2 separate regions of the Mus musculus genome follow, and region 2 is linked to region 1. A link is a loop called in an ENCODE intact Hi-C map of the cell type or tissue named here. Cell type or tissue: left cerebral cortex. All regions are shown on one strand.

Region 1 (2,500 bases):
ACTTGGAACCCATGCCTTCTCCTTTGTGTGGGCAGGTGTAAAAATGGCTTTGGGGCTACTCTCCCTGCTTCAGGGCTGCAGAACCTTTAGTCACTGCTTCATTTTTTTTTTTCTTTCCCTACTTTGGCTCTGGTCATTCCTAGGCCTACCTATGAACTTACTTGTACACTCAAAAGTATCCTGAGCTTTGTCACTCTGTGGCTTACCAAAAACAAAAGCTGAGATTCTTATTTTATTTATTTAATTGAAAGGAAACAAGCTGAGTCATCTACTGAAGCAGTTCACATCTAACTAGGCTAGTTAACTGAATTCGTTAGGGAGCACCATGACTAAACACTCCACTATATAGTGGGCAGCAGGAGATTAGGGTTGGATATAAGGTAACTAAGGAAAACCGCAGCTTTGTCTTGGTAGCTGTGCCTCCCCACTTTGCAGTTAAACATTCATGAAGCTGAAATTTCTCCTGTTTTGTCATAAACTAAGGGGTCAGGGCACTTTCCCAGTTGCAACCCCTACACTAAGGGAGGGTCTGCATCTTTAAAAGACTGACTTCATCATATAATTTGCATTGTGGTTATGACAGGTTACCTATACTGTTCTTTCATTTACTGAAGATTTACCCCATCATCCATTGGCTTGGGAGAGCCAGACTTTGTAGTGATGTTATGGATAGGCACACAACTCAACAAATGTATGCAGAAAAGGTGAAAAAAAAAAAACACAACCAAACCTGTCAGGGTAGGGTTGTCATACCTGATGGGTGAGTGGAAGAACCTAAACCCCGCCAAAATTTACTAAAAGTTCGTAACAGTGTGGGGAAATCTCTGTATCTGCAGAGGTAGAACAAAGTTTCTGGCTGTTCTAGGTACCGGGGCGACTCGATGCTTCACTGCTTCCTTCAGCTGGAGTAATTCCACCAGCTGCTGTTTTGCTCGTGGTTTTGTTTTCTTCGCCGCTTCTACGTGCTACGCGAGCAGCTATCAGCAGGCAGCCCACTCTCTGTGGCACTGTCCTGAATACTTGAAATCTACTTGCTGTCAGAAACCTCTGGGGGATGAGGGCGAGGACAGCAAGAAGAAACAAATATACGAAATATAAGTAGTGGAATCTTGAATACAAGACACAGTAAAGATATGGAGAGGTGTGGAGAGACTAAGGTAGCTAAGGGGAGGAACTGAGCAAGGGCAAACCTAAGTGGTTAATCCGGAGAGAAAGGGTGGGTACAATAGGTGCTACTTAAAATAAGAGGGTCGGGAGAGCGCCAAACGTCAGACGGCGGAGCCAGGCCTGAATCTGTAATCCCTGATCCTGAGTCTGTGTCACCAGAAGCACAAGTTTCCTAAGAGTCTACAGAAAGATCGCCCGTACAGCGCCTTCAAGGTTACCCAGAGCCCATCCTTCCGCCCAGACGCCGGAAACGGAAGTGACCGCGTTGCACACTTCCGGTCCGGCTCCGGGAGGTGGCAGCGGCGTTGCGGACGGTGAGGAAGCTCTGCTCTGACAGCCTTGGGTGCCTGTGCGGTGGGCGGGGCGCTGGGCCCTCGACTGTGGCACAGTGTACCCCTTAGTGGGTTTGTCCTTGGCGAGGGACAGCATCGGCCGACGTTTCTGGCGGGATGCGACACCCTCTAGTGCGGGTCCCTGGGCGGGTTTGGGTTTGTCCTCGGTGTGCGTCCCTCCCATCTCCTTGGTCGGGGCTGCTTCTACCCTCAGAGTTCCCTTTTGCCCCAGAGGCCGGAAATCTGACAGTCCTCAAGCTGCCATTGGAAGCAGATTTGGTGGCGATCCAGTACAGTTTTTTTAGTTTTTGATTCTCTGTGTTCAGGTTTATGAGTGGACTCTTTCTTGCAAAGCTTTTTTGGTTTTGGGTCAGCTTTCCTTTTGCATCTGGCTTGTAACACTGCCACAGGAGTGCCTTTCACCTGTCAGCTGGAGTGGGGGACTCCATGCCAGAGGGATGGTTTGGTATTATGTTTAATACCTAGTCCTGTAAATAGAATTATACAAGTTTTAATGTTTTGGGAATGCTGAAGATAACATGTCAAACTAAAGCAAAAGAAAAAAAAAAAAGCCCGCAGTGAATCAGTCCTGTTAGAAGTGGTTGTGGAATCCTCTTTCTGTGGCCTGCTCAGATTTCCTGTCTGGGTACGAGTAATTTTATAGTCAGAAGATGAAGATGGTGTTTGCAATGCTGTTCCACTTGAATGAAAATGCAAAGAGAGAAATACACAGGGAGAAGCTACATAACTGGAAATGTACAATGGATTTTAGTGGTTTTCTGAGACTACTTGGGAATAGAGTGAAAGATTCCAGAAGGTAGGTCTTTATCACATCTGTGGCTGTTGAGTAGCTGAAATTAAAGGAAACAGTGTTATTAATTCCCTCATTTGCTGGATAGTCAGCAAATAGCCATTGTAGGTCCATGACTTGGATAGTATTAGATATTAGACTAAAGGGTGATTGACCGGGTACATTTGTGCTTAGGGGAAACAAGCTACTC
Region 2 (2,500 bases), 200 kb after region 1:
ACTTCACCATCGGTTAAGACAGGGATTCTCAAAGCTGTCTATTCAAATACGCCACTTGAATAGGGCACCTTTTCTAATGGCGAGTCCCGGTGGTAATCAGGAGCTTTTCTGAATAGAGGAGTCCTTTAGAGACGCTCAGATTGTGCCCCTCCCCCTCGCCAGTCCTTCAGGGTCACGTGACGGGAGAGGGGCTGGCACGCGAGCAGAAACAGCAGCCGGCCGCCAGAGAATCCAGCTAAAGACAAGCAGGGTTTCGCGCCCCCCACCCAACTCTCCCCCGCTCCCCCAAACACACACAACATTGCTCCAGTCGTGGAGAGCTCGCGCCGCCTAAGAAAGCCACCTACACGGCCAAGGGAGCCCAGATACGCAAGTGGGCTCTGGGCCGAACGCCTCCATTCGCCCCAGGACACGCACAGGACCAATCACCAGGACACAGCCTGTCCAAAGCTGCGCCACAAAGGGTACTACTCGTCTTCCTCACCTAGTTCAAGGCCTCGTTTACATAACCGAAACCGCCGAGCAAGGGTCGAGTCCTCCCTCTCCTTCGCGCAAACGTGGGCATTCAACATGCGACCCTGACAAAACCCTCGCCATCTCGAATGAGAGATGCAGGCTCGAAAGGAGGGTGACATAGAGAACTGGCGCTGTCACCTGCAGGACGCAACGCGCGCTCAGGATTCTGGACCCATGAACCCCCGGCAGCTCCAGCTCCGGTATGCACAGCTCCGGGCGGTGGCTTCTCTTTACCCCGTTTTCCACCAGGTTCCACGAGCAGCGACCCGGGTCGCTGGCACGAGGCCTGGCACCTTGGTCTGGTGGGGAGCCGTGGGGTGTTTTCTGTCCACCGTATCAAGTGCCGACGCAATGCGCCTGGCTCAGTGTAAACGCATACCCATTCTTGACACCACTGCTCTGAGATCTCAAAGGAACTAGTTGCTTCAGCAACTAGACCTGATCTAGCCACTGCAGAGAGTGACAGGTGGCCAGCCTCACGGACCGGAGGGGTCCCGAGCCTTGGCCCCAGAACCGCGCCTCGGACCACGGACAGCGCCCAGCGCAAGCTTACCTCCAAAACGCGTCCACTGCTGCGCCTCAGCGACTAGACGCGCGCCCAGGGGCGCCGAGCTCTCAGAGCTGTCCGCCGGGCCCCGCCCTCCGGCACCGCCCACATGCCCCTCCTCCTCCCGCTCCGCCTAGGCGCGCACTAAGGCCCCTCCCAGCAGGAGCGCAGCGCACTGACACCCGAGGCAGCCACTGCCTTACAAGGCTGCCACAGGCACAGCCAGCCTATGGACGCCGCTCGACCCAGGGTGCGGTCGCTGTGGAGCTGTGGAGCGTGGGAACCGGGCTGAGGTTGGGGAAGAGCGACTAGGGCACACCTGGCCCTGGGGCCCCGGGCGTGCGGCCAGTCGCAAGTAGGGAAGCTGAGGCTGGTGGCGCAGTCGCAGACTACACTGCGCACAACCCGTTGCTGATCCCTACCTGCCTGGAGAGCTTGATGTGCGTGGTGAGATGCTGGCCACTCGGGTTACCTGCACGAAAAGGATCCTTAGAGTCTCTGCTGATTTTCCTTCCTTCTAGGGACGCTTGCCACGGGATCTCCACCCCGCTGACTCTGTGGTGAGGTCAGGGTCGCACTGGTGGCTCTGAAGAAGATTATGGGGTTAGCAAGGAGGCAATGGGGCTGGAAGATTTGGTTCAATAGACTCTTCAGTCCTCCAGGTTCTGTCTCAGACTCTAACCAAGTCACCCACTGAGTAAGTGTGTGTGTGTGTGTGTGTGTGTGTGTGTGTGTGTGTGTGAGTGAGTGTGTGTTGGGGAATTTTCTGAGTGTCTGACAAATTAACTCATGCTTGAGGAAACCTTGTTTTGAAACTTCAGAAATGGGGCCCACCTGAGCACTTGGAGCAAATTACCCCTCCCCATGGTAGTCTCTGACCCTCAGATCCCCCGGACTCTCTGCTTTCTTCGGCTACTCAAAAATGACTAAAAAGTTACTTCTAATTCTTGCTCTCCCGAGAATTCCCACTCACCATGGAAGCCATGTGAGTTCAGGACTGTGGGACTATAAGGAATGGAGAACCAGACCCAGACTCTCTCCTTTTTTATAGGGTCTTGGCTTGGCCACTTGCCTTATGTCCCACAAAGCCCCAAGTCCTGCTGTGATGGTTTGTATATGCTTGGCCCAAGAAGTGGCACTATTTGGAGGTGTGGCCTTGTTGGAGTAGGTGTGACCTGGTTGGAGTAGGTGTGTCACTGTGGGCATGGACTTAAGACCCTCACCCTAGCTGCCTGGAAGTGAGTAGCAGCCTTCAGATGAAGATGTAGAACTCTCAGCTCCTCTTGCACCATGCCTGCCTGGATGCTGCCATGCTCCCACCTTGATGATAATGGACTGAACCTCAGAACCTGTAAACCAACCCCAATTAAATGTGTCCTTTATAAGATTTGCCTTGGTCATGGTGTCTGTTCACAGCAGTAAAACCCTAACTAAGAA

What was found. A loop is a pair of places that touch in the nucleus more often than their neighbours do. Peaks named below come from ENCODE experiments on the same cell type or tissue, not always from the same donor. Only the 100,000 strongest peaks of a DNase experiment are listed, where the experiment ranks them.
Region 2: it touches region 1 in a loop (6-fold over the local background); 1 of 42 quality-filtered maps calls a loop at or near these places.

The regions. Positions count from the first base shown.
Region 1 is chr13:74,207,639-74,210,138 of GRCm38, reverse strand. It overlaps Exoc3 (exocyst complex component 3), which reads left to right and starts at 1,439. Exons shown (of 13, transcript NM_177333.4): 1 at 1,439-1,481. In left cerebral cortex, a CTCF peak has its summit at 1,473; DNase peaks (open chromatin) are centred at 1,009 and 1,430; H3K4me3 peaks cover 1,705 bases; H3K27ac peaks cover 1,343 bases.
Region 2 is chr13:74,008,079-74,010,578 of GRCm38, reverse strand. Tppp (tubulin polymerization promoting protein) reads right to left here and starts at 1,160. Exons shown (of 4, transcript NM_182839.2): 1 at 1,070-1,160. It overlaps Gm15912 (predicted gene 15912), which reads left to right and starts at 1,225. Exons shown (of 3, transcript NR_168519.1): 1 at 1,225-1,503; 2 at 1,585-1,760; 3 at 2,115-2,450. In left cerebral cortex, a CTCF peak has its summit at 1,257; DNase peaks (open chromatin) are centred at 169, 1,182 and 1,737; H3K4me3 peaks cover 2,255 bases; H3K27ac peaks cover 1,716 bases.